Regions from separate parts of the Homo sapiens genome. Here region 2 is linked to region 1. A link is an interaction called in ENCODE POLR2A ChIA-PET data of the cell type or tissue named here. Cell type or tissue: K562. All regions are shown on one strand. Each heading gives the region's core, and the rest is flanking DNA. Links, peaks and the distances in the headings are about the cores only.

Region 1 (7,752 bases), core at 1,279-6,278:
GCATTTTTATTTACTTAGAAGTTAAAGTCATAGAGTATGAATAAAAATCTCCTGCCTAAAAAATGTTTGATTAAAAATGTCCAGTTTATTATACATATTTAAATATTATGAATGTGGCTGTTAGACTGATTTTTTTTTCTCTGCAAGTTTTTATACAGGCTAAATGGATTTAAAAAGTGTCATGCAAGTACTAGGTATTAAAATTAGCTTTATTGAATTAAAATTTATGAACAATAATATCTGCCAATGTCATTAAATGGACAATTTAAGGAATTTTTGACAAATATATACATCTGTGTTACCACCACCGCAAACATATATTGCAGCGGTTGGCAAACGTTTTCTGTAAAGGGCCACATAGTAAATGCTTTAAGTTTTGCATGACGTCCGGTCTCTGTCACAACTACTCAACTCTGCAACTGTAGTGCAAAATACATATATGAACAAATCCTTATTCCAATAAAACTTACAAAACCAGGTGGCAGGCTGAATTGGGCCTGTGCACTGTAGTTTGTTGACATGATATAGAATCTTTCCATCACTGCAAAAATGTCCTTATGCCACTTTGTAATTATTTCTTTTTCACATCCCCACCCACTGGCAACAACTGGTCTGCTGCTTATCACTAGTTTTGTCTTTTCTACAGTTTCATAAAAGTAGAATTGTAATCATGCAGTGTGTATTCTTTTTTGCCTGGCTTTTTTACTTAGCATAACAGTTACAAGATTCATCTGTGTGTTCTATTTATGCACGTTACAAGATTCATCTGTGTGTTCTATTTATGCGTGTTACAAGATTCATCTGTGTGTTCTATTTATGCACGTTACAAGATTCATCTGTGTGTTCTATTGGTGCATGTTCTATTGGTGCATGTTCTGCAATATTTTAAACTCTACAATGTAGGACATTTAGGTTATCTCCAGTTTTGGGCTACTATGAGGAAAGGTGTAATGAACATTTATGTATAGGTTTTCTGTGAACATAAGTTTAATTTCTCTGGGAAAAAGGCACAAGGGTACAACTGCTGGGTCATATAGTGTTTGTTTACATTTTAAAGAAACTGCCAAACTAATTTCGGGAGTGGGATGCCATTCTACATTCCTACCATTAATTTCTCAAGATGCACTTTTTTCTTTTCTTTTCTTTTCTTTTTTTTTTTTTTGAGACAGAGTCTTACTCTGTCACCCAGGCTGGAGTGCAGTGGCACGATCTCGGCTGACTGTGGCCTCTGCCTTCTGGGTTCAAGTGATTCTCCTGCCTCAGCCTCCCGAGTAGCTGGGACTACAGGCATGCCCCACCACACCCGGCTAATTTTTGTATTTTTAGTAGAGACAGGGTTTCACTATGTTGGCCAGGCTGGTCTCAAACTCCTGATCTCAGGTAATCTGCCTGCCTTGGCCTCCCAAAGTGCTAGGATTACAGGGGTGAGCCACCACACCTGGCTGAGATCCACTTTTTCATATCCTTGCCTGCATTTGTTATATTTACTATTTTATCTCTTCTAATATGTGTGTAGTGATAACTCATTCTGGTTTGAATTTATATTTCTCTAATGGCTGTTTGACGTCTTCTTATGTGCTTATCTGCCATTTGTATCTTCACTTTAGTGAAATGTGTCTTTGTATCTTTTGTTCATTCTCTAACTGGATTGTTTGTTTTCTTACTGTTGAATTTTGAAAGTTCTTACTTGATACAATCCTTTGTCAGATATGGTTTATAAACATTTTCTTCCAGTATGTAGCTTGAGACAGAGTCTGGCTCTGTCACCCAGGCTGGAGTACAGTGGCACGATCTCGGCTCACTGCAACCTCTGCCTCCCTGCAACCTGCACCTCCCAAGTTCAAGCTAGTCTCCTGCCTCAGCCACCCAAGTAGCTGGGATTACAGGCACCTGCCACCATGTCCAGCTAATTTTTTTTTTTTTTTTTAAGTAGAGGCGGAGTTTCACCATGTTGGCCAGGCTGGTCTCGAACTCCTGACCTCAGGTGATCCGCCTACCTCGGCCTTCTTTTCATCTTCTTAAAGGGTCTTTTACAGTGCAAACGTTTTAAATTTTGATAAAATTCTATTTTTTCCATTTATTGTTTTATGCATTATGATTTTAATATGTCAAGAACTCTTTGCCTAGCTTATGTACTAAAGATTTTCTCCAGTGTTTTCTTCGGCAAGTGGTATAGTTTTAAATTTAAAACCAGGATCCATTTTGAATTAATTTTTGTATTAGGTGTGAGGTTTAGGTTGAAGTTTTTTTTTTTCTGACTTATGGCTATCTATTTGCTCCAGCACTGTTTAAAATATTGTCCTTTCTCCATTGAATTGCTTTTGCGCTTTTATCAAAAACTAGTTTTCTTTACTTGTGTGGGTCTATTTCTGGATTCTCTCTTCTGTTCCATTAAACTGTTTTATCTCTGCCAATTCCAAACTGTTTGATTGTTTTTTAACTATAAGGAAGTCTTAAAGTCAGGTAGAATGATTTCTTTCATTGTATTCTTTTTCAAAAACATTTTCAGTGGTTGCAGTTCCTTTGCCCTGCCATATAAATTTCAGAGTAAGCCTGCATACATCAACAAAAAAATCTTGCTGAGATTTTGATAGGAATTATGTTAAAACTACAGATCAGTTTGAAGAGAATTGACATCTCAAATATCAATGAATATGTATGTCTCGACTTATTTAGATCTTCTTCGATTTCTTTTATTAGTGTTTTGTAATTTTCAGCATACAAGTCCTATACATGTTTTATTAGATTTATACCTAAGTAATTTTTTTATTGTTGAGTGATTGTAAATGGTATTCAGCCTTTAACCTCAGTTTTCACATAATCATTGCTAGCACACAGAAATGCAGTTGATATTGGTATGCTGATCTTGTATTCTGTGATCCTGATGAACTCATTTATTCTCGTCGTGTGTGTATGCATGTATCCCTTTGAATTTTCTGTGTAGATAATTGTGTCATTTGCAAACAGTGACAGTTTTTAAAAATCTATATGTCTTTTTCCTTTTTATTGCCTTATTGCACTGACTAGGACTTCGTGTACTATGCTGAATAAGAGCTGTGGGAGTGGAATCCCTGCCTTGTTCCCAATCTTATGAAGAAAGCACTGCTTTTTTTTTTTTTTTTTTACCATTAAGTATGATAGTAACTGTACATATTTTTAGGTGCTCTGTGTAAAGCTGAGGAGGTTTCTCTCTTTTCCTAGCTTGGTGAGGTTACTATGAATGGGTGTTGAATTTTGTCACATTTTTTCCTACATTATTTGATATGTGCTTTTGCTTCATTGGCCTATTAATATGGTGGATTAATATATTGAACTATTCTTGCCTTCGTGGAATAAGCCTCACTTAGTTGTAGTGCATGATTCTGTTGATATATTTTTGGGTTCAATTTGCTAATTTTTTTTTTTTTGAGATGGAGTTTTGCTCTTGTTGCCCAGGCTGGAGTGCAATGTTGCGATCTCGGCTCACTGCAACCTCCACGTCCCACGTTCAAGCGATTCTCCTGCCTCAGCCTCCCGAGTAGCTGAAATTACAGGCATGTGCCACCATGCCTGGTTAATTCTGTATTTTTAAAAGAGATGGGGTTTCTCCATGTTGGCCAGGCTGGTCTCGAGCTCCTGACCTCAGGTGATCCACCCACCTCGGCCTCCCAAAGTGCTGGGATTACAGGCATGAGCCACCATGCCCAGCCTCAATTTGCTAATGTTTTTTGAGGACTTTGTGTATGCAGGATATGAAGGGTATTGATCTGTATCCTGTATCCTTCAATATTAAGGATATTGGGCTGGGTATGGTATGTAATGTAATGTAATGAAAACTGTAATCCCAGTTTTCTTAGTACTACTGTCTGACAACTTTGGTATTAGGAAAATATTGGCATCATAAAATGAATTTGTACTTCTCTGATGATTAATGATATTGACCATCCTTTCAGGTGCTTACTGACCATTTGCATATGTTCCTTCATAAAATGCCCATTCTTTTGTCTAGTTTTTTTTCTTTTTCTTTTTCTTTTTTTTTTTTTAGGCAGAATTTTGCTCTTGTTGTCCAGGCTGGAGGGCAGTGGTGCGATCTTGGCTCACTGCAACCTCTGCCTCCTGGGTTCAAGTGATTCTCCTGCCTCAGCCTCCTGAGTAGCTGAGATTGCAGACGACCGCCACCACACCCAGCTTTTTTTTTTTTTTTTTTTTTTTTTTTTTTTTTTTTTTTTTTTTGTATTTTTAGTAGAGACGGGGTTTCACCATGTTGATCAGGCTGGTCTCAAACTCTTGACCTCAGGTGATCCGCCCACCTCAGCCTCCCACAGTACTGGGATTACAGGCGTGAGATACCGTGCCTGGCCTTTTGTCCAGTTTTGAATGTTTTTCTGAATTACTGGGTTGTAAGAGTCTTTAATATATTCTGTATATAAGTCCTTCTTCATCACATATTTGTCCTATAAATATTTCCCCCCACTCCATAACTTTCGTTTCTTGATATGAAGTTTCAAACAACATAAGTTTTAAAACTGATGAAACCCAACTTAATTTTTTCTTCTAAGATTTACGTTTTTCATGTCCTCTTTAATGAAGATTTTCTTCTAGGCACTTTATGGTTTTCATGCTTATATTACTCATTTTTCCCCTATACAAAGATTCAATTGTTACAGAACTGTGTTGAAAACTCTATCTTTTCCCTTTATCTTTGCATCTTTGTTGAAAACCACTTGAAAATATATGGGTGAGTCCAATTCTGTTTACCTGTATGTGTAGCCTAGATCCAGTACCATACTATCTTGATCACTATATCTTTAGTTTTGAAAAAAGTCTGTAATCCCAGCACTTTGGGAGGCTGAGGCAGGTGGATCACCTGAGGTCAGGAGTTCAAGATCAGCCTGGTCAACATGGTGAAACCTCGTCTCTACTAAAAATACAAAAAAAAAATTAGCTGGATGTGGTGGCACACGCCCGTAATCCCAGCTACTTGGGAGGCTGAGGGAGGAGAATCACTTGAACCCGGGAGGCAGAGGTTGCAGTGAGCCGAGATCGTGCCACTGCACTCCAGCCTGGGTGACAGAGGGAGACTCCATCTCAAAGAAGAAGAAGAAAAAAATCTTAAAAAATTGTTTTGACTTTGTAGGTCCTTGAGGTTTATAACTCATGCATACAGTGTATCTATTTATTTTTAGGACTTATTTACTTTTTTCTAGCATTAGTACATGTTTTGTAGCTTTAGTACAGGTCTAGTAACTTTGTCCCTACATTTCATAATTTTGATGCCGTTTTCATACTTTCAACTTTTTAAAAATATTGAGCTTGTATCCTGTGACCTTGCTAAACATACTTACTAGTTTTAAAAACATTTTCAGACACTTTATGCTTTTCCATATAGACAATCATGTCACAGCAGTCTCATGCCTTCTTTCACATTCTGTATCCCTTTTCTTTGAGACAGGGTCTCACTCTGTCGCCCAGGCTGGAGTGCAGTGGTGCGATCACAGCTCCCTGCAGCCTTGATCTCCTGGGCCTCCAGTGATCCTCCTGTTCAGCCTCCTGAGTAGGTGGCACTACAGGCACATGCCACTATGCCTGGCTAATTTTTATTTAAGTTTTGGTAGAAATGAGGTCTCACTATATTGTCCAGGTTAGTCTTGAACTCCTAAGCTCAAGCAATCTTCCCACCTTGGCCTCCCAAAAATGCCAGGATTTTAGGCATGAGCTACCACACCCAGCCTCTTTTTTATTGGCTTATTGTACTGGCTAGGACATCCACTACAAGGTTGACTGGAAGTGGTGACTAGACATCTTTCTCTTGTTTCCAATCTTAGGAGAAAAGTGCTTTTTACTTCACCAGTAAGTACGATGTCAGATGTAGGTTCTCCCATAGATGCTCTTTCTTAGATTCTTGAAACTCAATTTAATTCCTAATCAACTGAGCGGTTTTATCATGAATGGGTGTTAAATTTTTTCAAATGTTTTCCTACATTAAAAAAATTGTGGTTTTTCTTTTTAATATTAATATGAAACATTGCTTTTTGAATGTTAAAGCTTGCATTTCTAGGATAAACCCTACTTGGCCATATGTGTTTCCTTTTATAGATTGCTGTGTTCAACTTGGTATTTTAAAAAGGATTTTTACATCTATATTAAGAGATATTGATCTATGAGTTTTTCCTATGATGTCCTTTTTGGCTTTGGTATCTGGGCAATGTTGGTCTCATGACTTTTCTTTGGGGGAAGGTTATCAGCTAAAAATTCAATTTAATAGGACTATTCAAGTTCTCTCAAGTGGGCTTTGGTTCTATAGTCCTTAGGATAAAATTTTCCAATTCATTTAAGTTGCTGAATTTATTGGAATTAAGTTACTAATAAAATTCCTGTATTACCTTCTTGGTGTATAGGACCTATAGTGATATTTACTCTTTCATTCCTGATACAGGAATCCTTTCAACCCTTTCAAAGAGTTAGGTTTTGGTTCCATTAAATTTTCTCTATTGTTTGTCCACTTGTGATTTTTGTGACTTTTAGCTCTGTATCATCTCCTGTTCTACTTGCTTTGGATGATTTCTGTTCTTTTTCTCATTTCGTAAGGTGGAAGTTTAGACTATCGAATTGAAATCTTTATCTCTGATTTCACCTCTAAGCACTGCTTTAGCTACATTTCACAAATTCTGACATATTCATTCAGTTCAAAATATTTTCAAATTTTTCTTACTTTCTCTTTATTGCTCATTTAGGAGTATGTTGTTTAATTTCCAAATACTAAGAGATTGTTCAGACATCTTTGTTATTGGTCTCTTACTTAATTCTGTCCTGGTGAGAGAATATACCTTGTATGGTTTTCATTCTTTAAAAAATTTTAAGACTGTTTTATTACAGTCCATAGTAGGCACACTTGAAAAGAATGTATACAGGTTGGGCACAGTGGCTCACATATGTAATCCCAGTGCTTTGGGAGGTCCTGGAGGGAGGATTGCTTGAGCCTGTGAGTTCGAGACCAGCCTAGGCAACAGAGCTAGACTCCATCCCTACAAAAATAAAAAATAGCTGGGTGTGGTGGCACATGCCTATAGTCCTAGCTACTCTGGAGGCTGAGACAGGAGGATTGATTGAACCCAGGAATTCAAGGTTGCAATTAACTCATTGCACCACTGCACTTCAGCCTGGGTGAAAGAGTGACACACTGTCCCTAAAAAATAAAAATATATTAATATATCATGCTAATGAGTGTTCTACAAATGCCAATTAGTCAAGTTAGTTGATAGTGCTGTTCAAGGCTTATACCTCCTAAGTGACTTGTGCTATCAATTACTTATTTAACTATCTAATTATAATTGAAATTGTGCCTCTTTCAATTTTGCCAGTTTTTATTTCATGAATTTTGAAGCTCTGTTTATGTGTACTTAAGCTAGAAAGTAGCTTTGCTGTAGGATTCCCGAATTCCCATAATACAGAGGTCTTTCCCTTGGGGCCATTCAACTTCTGCAGAGAAGAAACTTCCCATTTCTTGCTGGACGTTAAACCTCTGGTCAGCCACGTACAGGAGTTGGGGAGCAGTGTGTGTTTATGTAATGAGGAGGTATGTTCCATATACAAATGGCCATTAGTTTCATTGCTTTCTCTTCACATCTCACTCCCATCTTCCAAGGTACTAAGCATTTCTGAGCCTGGTGCCAAATTGGTTCCTTCTTTTCCTTATCCCCATATGCAAGCAGCATAACTGTGCCTGCTTCTGCTCTACTGGCTATCTTTCCATCTTTCAAATTTTCATTTGCT
Region 2 (7,752 bases), core at 1,855-6,854, 130 kb after region 1:
TTTGAATTTTAAAGATAAAAGTGCAGGCAGAGCCCATAGATATTTTCACTCCAGGCAAGAAGTGGAATTAAAGGTTCCTGAGATTCAGAGGGGCACATGCTCCTGTGCTGATGGCCAAGAGCCTCCAGGAAGGGCTAGGAGAGCAGCTCATTTCAAATGGAAGAGTGTGAGCAGGGCCACAACCATATAACCGGTCACGCTTTGACCTTTCTCATTATGTGGATTAACTGGAGGATTCGTACAAATGGTGTTTTAATCATAAGTTATCAATTTAAACCAGACAAAATGCTCTTGGGAATTCTTCATTCTGTGAAGGGGTTTTTATAAACTTCCATGATTTTTCACCTAATTCTCCCTTGTTTACTTTCATTGGGACATTGTAATATTTTATAATTTAGACTTTTCACCTTTGGAAATAAACCAGACTTGGAAAAAAAATTTTGTCAGAAATTTGGATGCATTTAGTAAGCTGTGTAATTTATGTAATCAGGACTGCTAATTTGAGGAAGTAGGATGGTTGGAGCCCAGCCCGGGCCAGGTCAGCACTGGGCCTCCTGACCCCATCTTAGTGAGTCTGGTGAGTCTGTGGCTTCTGGGCCGCATCTCCGTCTTGAGCCCAGTGGAACCTGGGTTTTCATGGTACCCAGCACAGAAACGTGTGGCTGAAAGGGACTACATTAGAAGCTAGTTGTAGTCTTCAGACATTTAATGAGATTAGCAGATGGTTTCTCGCAGGATAACTCACTGACCACCCTTTGGGCAGAACTGGACCCACTTGAATGCGGCGAATTTGTCTCAAAGATGTGTGTAGTGGACACAATTAACCATCCAGTGTTCTTATTCTGAAAAACCCCCTCCGGGAGACAGCCCACTCCGTGATGCACTATTCAGCACTTATTCTCATCCACATTTTCTCTTGAATTTCTCCTGTGTTCTGTCTTCTCCTATCTGGGATGAAGCCGACGACGCATCCCGGTTCTTGCCATGGAGCTGGTTGGCTTCACTGGATTGGCAGACTCTTCCTCTAGCCATACTCTCTTGGGAGGGGTGCAGAGTGCTTGTTGGAACGGTGAGACCTCTTGCTAGGCAAGAATAAGGAAGCATGGAGTGTGATTTTTACACAGCACTGAATTTCAGTCATGAGGAGATGGAGCTGACACTGTGGCAGAAAGAAGGAAATGAAGAACTCCGTGCTATTGGAGAGCCCCTGGGCTAACCAATTCTGAAGCTGTGTTAACTCTTAGACTTAGTGGTTATGTGTTTTAATTTTTTTTAAGCCAGGCTGCGTTGGGCCTCCTCTTACATATACTGGAAAGGTCCTGAGTAATACAGAGGTGAGAATGATTCTCCATAATTTTGTGAGTGTAAGATTTTTTCACTTCCCTTTCTGTGATGCATCCTCACTTATGGCCTTGAAGTTACAAATATCCAAAACTAACCATTTCTTCCTTTGAATTGCTTCTTTTTAAATATTGTTTTGAAGCCCCAGGAGCAGGTAGTAGTAATAATAATAGCAGTAGCAGTATTACGACTATTGGTAGTATTAATAATAACAACTCATATTGAGTGTGTGTTTCCTATTTGTTGGGCACTCTCCTAAGCATTTTATGTGTATATTTTGTAATCTCTACAGTAACACTTTGAAGCCAAGATCACCATTTCCCTATTTTACAGAAGATGACAACTAAGGCAGGGAGAGGTGCCTAATGCCACACTGTTAGTGACCAGAACCGGACGCAGGCACAGTTGGTCAGGTCTCAGGGACCTGCATTTCACTGTCTCCAGAAGCGCATTTCAACTCTCTTTAAGCAGGGAAGTGAGTTTTATGGTGGATTTGGAGTTAACATTTCATTTTTCCTTTGTAATTGAAATCATGATTTATTATTATATCTGCCCCACAAGTACTATTCCGAAAGAGTCTGAACCAAGGACTCATTATATATTATTAGATTCCTTATATATTTTCATTTTAATGTACTTAATCTGTCATAAATGTATATTAAAATAGGTACAATAAAACATCCCAGGACACTTGTTTATTCTACTTTGTCTTTGTAATTCCTGCAGGAGTTACTTCATGTGTTGGCATAGCATGTTATTTGAGCCTCATGTGATGGTGAGGGCTGTGTGTTCTTTTTTGCTGGTGCCTCTGATCGTCATAACGTGATTCACTTTGTATCTCTGCATGCCTTTTCCTTCTTCTAGAATTCTAGTTCCTGTGTGTTGAGTAAACATTAAAAAAATCTATCGAGTCTAACTTGTACCCTTCCCATCAGACAACTCTGCCCTAAGATGACTTGGGGACCATGAACAAAAGGCACAACTTGGCTTCTTTAAAAGATTATTTATTCCTCATTTATTCTTTATTTGCGAGCAACAAGCAAGCAAACAAAAAAAAATGAAGACAGAGGGCAGAACCGGAGATATATGGCAGATGCAATGATACTGCTGATGCTTAGGAACTCATAGGCAGAGAAGAAAGCAGGGGTGGCCCTCAGGGAAACCTAAGGGGCAGTGTTCCACTTTGGGCAGCTGGCATGAGATTTTCATCTTCTTATCTGGGTGTAGTGGAGGCAGGGAGCGATGTCTGGAGACTGCACCATCAGTCAGAATCCAGGCAGGAGAAGGGTTGTCTGGGGACTGCATTGTTCTCTGCCCATCATATTCACCACCCACCATCTTCCCTGCCCACCAAGTTCTCCATCCTTGATGCCACGTTTTCCAAGCCCACCACGCCCCCTCCTGCCCACTGTGTTCACTGCTTGCTGCCATCTTCCCTGTCTGCCCACCATGTTCTCTGCTCGCAGCCATCTTCCTCCGTCTGCCATGTTCTCTGCTCGCAGCCATCTTCCTCCGTCTGCCATGTTCCTCTGCCTGCTCTGTCTCCCCATCTCCATGCTGCCCGCCACGTCTCTGCACAGGCCCTGGCCCTTATAGAGGGTCTTCCTCAGCCTTGCACTTCGCTTCCTGCTACCTCCCAGCACCGTCTCAGGCCACCAGTTGTTAACATTTGGCAAACACCCTTTCATGTAAATTAAATCCTACTCACACATACATTTCGACTGATGGAAATATCTGTCTATGATCTGGATTTACGACAACCTCTGGATTTACAATAACCACTGGTTTTCACACTACTCCTAATTCAAGGGGATAAACCCTGCCAAATGTGGTGAACAGAAAGGGAGGTAAAAGGAGTTGAAGGTCTCCCAAGAAAACGCAGTCTCTTCCACAGTTTGGTGTAAGTGCCGTGACCTCTGCTATCCTGTGTGTTGTATTTGTCCTTTGACTAATGAGGTTTCTGGGGCTTGGCTTTAAGGATCCTTTCTATAGTTGGAATTATTATTTTTATTTTTTATTTTTATTTTTAAAAAAGTATTGATGACTTTGTGGTTCCAAATGACTTTTTCCTGGTACATCAAAATATGATCTTTTTAGTTACTGTTTTTGTTTAAAGCCATAGTAACATAATTGAATTACAGTTGGGAGTAGCCATTTTGCAGAACTTTTAAAAATATCGAGCCAAATCTGTTTGCCATAGCACTTTATAACACTAGGATTAAATACTCTTTGACAAATGTTTTAATTGCTGACAAGTGCAACTTAGGGAGGCGGTTTTGAGGAGTTTTGGCTGGTGTCCCGGTGCCTGCTGTCAAGTGCTGGCATGGCCCAAGGAGCTCTGGTAACCAGGAGGCGGGGAAACCAGAGCATGCTGACTTGGCATGGCCCAAGGAGCTCTGGTAACCAGGAGGCGGGGAAACCAGAGCATGCTGACTTGGCCCGGACTTCTCCTAGGTTCGGAGTCTTTCTGTGCCTTTCTCCTCATGCCTGTTTGGGACATGACAGGACTCACCATGGCTCCACTCCCCAGAGTTCTGCTGGGATGAATGGAGTCAACCGGGTGAGCCCTGGATGAAGGGTGAGGCTCATGGTAGGGATTCCTTCCTCACTTCCACCTATGGTTTGAATGTCCCTCCAAAGTGCATGCTGAAATTTAATTGCCATTTTAACAATATGAAGAGGCAGGACCTTTAGGAAGGTCTGCCCTCATGAATGGATTGACGCTATTATCTTGGGAGTGGGTTCGTTATCACAGGCGTGGGTTCCTTACTAAAGGGTGTTTGCCCTGCCTTTTCTGCCTTCCCCTACCCTCTCTCATCCTCTCCTGCCCTCTTACCTTCCACCATGGGATGACTCAGCAAGAATGAGTCACCAGATGCTGGAGCCTTAATTTGCACTTAGCCCCCAGACTGTGAGAGAAATTTCTCTCCTTTATAAACTACCCAGTCTCGGGTATTTTGTTATAGCAGCACACAATGGACTGAGGCACTTCTTCAACACATCATGTCCCTAGCACAGACTGCTCAGACTTCTATTCAGAATTACTTCTGTGCTCATGTATTCAGTACAGAAGAAGTTGTTACTTGACTCAAAGTTATTTTATTTTTAAAATTAACATGCAGTAAGTGTGACCTTTTGGGAATGGGCTGTTCCACCACAATCAGGACACAGAATTGTTCCATCTCCCCCAAAGCTTCCTGATGCTGTTCCTTTATAGTCACACTGTCCCTTCCTTCACCCCCAGCCCCTGGTACCCACTCCATGACTATAGTTTTGTCTGCTTTGAGAATGTCATATAAATGGAATCATAGAGTATGTAACTTCTGAGACTGGCTTCTGTTACTCAGTGTAATGCCTTTGAGATTCAGCCAGCTTGTTGCATGGATCGGTAATTTGTCTTTTTACTGCTCGGTAGTAGTCTGTTGTATAGAGCTCTGATGGATAGGCCTGGCTGAGCCATCCCCCATGTCTTCCAAGTCACTAGATGTGTCAGTGAGGTCAGCTTGGTCCCTCCAGAAGAGCCTGCTTGCCAGCTGAATACCACCAAGTGATCTCTGCAGTGCCATGTGGGACAGAGAAGTCACCCAGCCAAACCTTGCCCAATTTCCCCAGCCACAAAAAAATGAGACATAAAGAAGCAGTGGCTGTTTTTACCCACTAAGTTTGGATTTGTCTGTTCCATGATTGTGGATAACCAGAACACACCCCAATGGGTACTTAAGCTTCACAGGAATAAGGATCACATCTCTTGACAACCTAAAACTTTGGATCCAGTGGTGCTCAATAAGCATTTTTATTTTTAAAAACCAATTTCCTCTCTGTGCTTGGCAAGACACTTTATAAATGTGTGATAGTGATGAGGACGTGGAATTATCTCGATAATTTCCTTGATGATAAGAAAATTATCCACTAGCTATCAAATACTGTTAAGTATGTTAGTCGTGGACTCCCTCATGAGTTGTGGGGACAATCACTGGAGCCCTTTGGGGCCCTGGGAAGAGGAAGGAGCACAGCAGATGCTTCAGGCAGAGCGCCAGCCTTGTTATTGGCTTGGCTTCCTCCTCCATCCCTGCAGGTCCTGTCGCCTGTAGTTTTCCAGGAATGGGTGTTTTGGGGCCTTGATTCTTCCTCAATGAAGCCCATCCTTCCTGGTCCTCCACCATGGTCCTCTCAACCATTGCAGGTGTCTCCCTCACAGTGCAGGGAGTGACAGCACGGACGCTGCAGCCAAGCAGGCTGACATTTGAATTCTACTTTTATCACTTACTGGATATGTAAACCTTGAAAAGTTTCCTAAATCCCCAGAACTTCAAATTTCCCATCTATAGGATGTGCATAAAAACACATACCTCAGAGGATTGTTTCGAGGATTAGGTGTAGTGATACATGTGGAGCCTCTAGCCTGGGCTGCAGGCGAGGGCACAAGAACTCTCTGTCTCTGTGGAGCAGGGTCGTGGCACCTGGCAGCATGGGCTATGAGGAAGGAAGGAGCCCAGTGGGTTCAAGGACTGGACGAAGGGCCAAGTGGTTGGAGCGCTGAGCCTGAGGGCCGAGGGACATAAAATGAGGTTTGGGAAACTCATAGGGACTTAATCAGGTGGGGTCTTGCAGCTGCATTGAGGATGCCAACTTTTTATTCTGGGAGCAATAGTCAGCCAGGGCTGTGGCTAGTTTTGTTCTTTGAAAATTTAGACTGCAGGGTTAGAGGTGTGCAGATTAAAGGTGTGCAACAGAGGATTCACAGCAGCTCAGGCAAGAGCTGATGGTGGCTGGTACTAGGGAAGTAATGGTGAAAAAGTACAACTTAGGAGAGAAAAATCCACTAGGTTTAGGGATAGACTAGATGTCTGATGGTGCATATTGGGGAATGTGAGGGAAAGAAGACATGGAAGATGATTTCCGAGTTTCTGGCTTCAGCAGCTGATGGATAAGGTGCCATTCACTGGGATAGGAACCCAGGAAGAGAAGCAATTGGCAGTGCCATGAGGTCAGGTTTGCATATTCTGGAAGAAAGGCCCTTGGACTTATGATGGGAGATATTGAGGAGACACATATATTCAGATTCAGAGCTCAGAGATGAGATCTAGGTAGAGATGTACCTTTGGGAGTCAGCTACCGGCAGATGGTAGACGTGTATTAGGGTAATTAATGCTCGCTTTTGAAACAAACCCTGGAAAATCTCAGTGAGTGAACATATAAAAGTTGATTTCTTGCTCTCACAAAGTCTGTTGTGGGTCAGAATGTTCCTCTGAATGGCCATCTTCCAAATGGTGACTGAACTCAGGTTCCAGAACAAAAGGGCTCGTTCAGGATGTTTTATGCTGTATGCCACTTTGGTCCTTGTCCCATGAGCTGGAACCCAGTCATGTGTCCCCAACGTAACTGTAAGAGAAACTGGGAATTATAGTTGGTCTATGTGTCCCACAAGAGGAACAGAGGTTGGTGAGCATCTAGCCAGGTAACCATGGTAATGAATGTTGTTATGAATGAGAACCCCCTGGGAAGAGAAGATGGAGTTTGAAGATGAGGAGCTTATTAAGGACTGGCCCTTGAGTCGTCTGTACATATACAGACAGTTAGAAAAAGGTGGACTGGCAAAGAAAACTGAGAAGGAGTAGCCAGAGATAGAGGAGGACAACTAAGAGAATGTGGAGTTAGGGAAACCAGGAGAAGTATGAGAAAATCAGAAGGAGTCTGACAACCATCCACTGAAACCAGTTACATGGAGAGCATTGATGACTCGAGGGAATATGCTCCTGGGGAGCTAATGAAGGCAGAAATCTGTGTGGACTGCATGGAGAGTCAGTGAGATGTGAGTCAACAAAAATGAATACAGACAGTTCTCTTGAGAAGCTTGATGTTAAGTGGGAGACAGGGGGATGGTGGCTAGAAGGAACATTGCAGTTGAGGCATTTTTTTGTTTGCTTTTTGCTTTGACGATAGGAGAGATTTGAACTTGTTTAAATGTTAAAATTTCAGAGAGAGAGAGAGGGTGCAAGCAAAAAATGGGAGAAGAAATCTGTGATGATGAACAGTCCCTGGAAATGTGAAAGTGTTAAAACTTCAAGTACTGGGTTTATCCTTTGAGCCTCCCATAGCAGCTGCCTCCAGCTCCATCTTCCCAGCCTTGTGCAGAGAAAGGAGAGGACCTGCCTGTCAGCCCTGTAATTTTGATTACCGTTGAAATTTCTCCCATTACACAACACACCTTGCTCAGTGCTGCAGAGATTCATCACTTAGACCAGAGCACCCCCAGCCCTCTAGCCCAGGGATGGAGTGAAGGGGGTCGATGTGAAGCTCAGCGGCTCCCTCTAGAGTTCAGCGAGAGTTCTGCCCTGTGGTGTTGCTTCTGCTCAAGTCTCCAGCCCGTTTCTCATGATTCCCTCCGCCACCCATCCACCGTATGAATCC

Evidence for each region. ChIA-PET counts read pairs that join two places held together with the same protein. Peaks named below come from ENCODE experiments on the same cell type or tissue, not always from the same donor. Only the 100,000 strongest peaks of a DNase experiment are listed, where the experiment ranks them.
Region 2: POLR2A ChIA-PET joins it to region 1 with 5 read pairs; 2 of 35 experiments call an interaction of 5 or more read pairs at or near these places.

Annotation. Positions count from the first base shown.
Region 1 is chr10:43,547,843-43,555,594 of GRCh38, forward strand. No RefSeq gene overlaps it. Among named protein-coding and RNA genes, the nearest start is that of ZNF239, 23 kb to the right of the region's middle. In K562, for the core only: no CTCF peak of the experiment used is centred there; no DNase peak of the experiment used is centred there.
Region 2 is chr10:43,676,033-43,683,784 of GRCh38, forward strand. No RefSeq gene overlaps it. Among named protein-coding and RNA genes, the nearest start is that of ZNF32, 31 kb to the left of the region's middle. In K562, for the core only: no CTCF peak of the experiment used is centred there; a DNase peak (open chromatin) is centred at 4,199; H3K27me3 peaks cover 754 bases.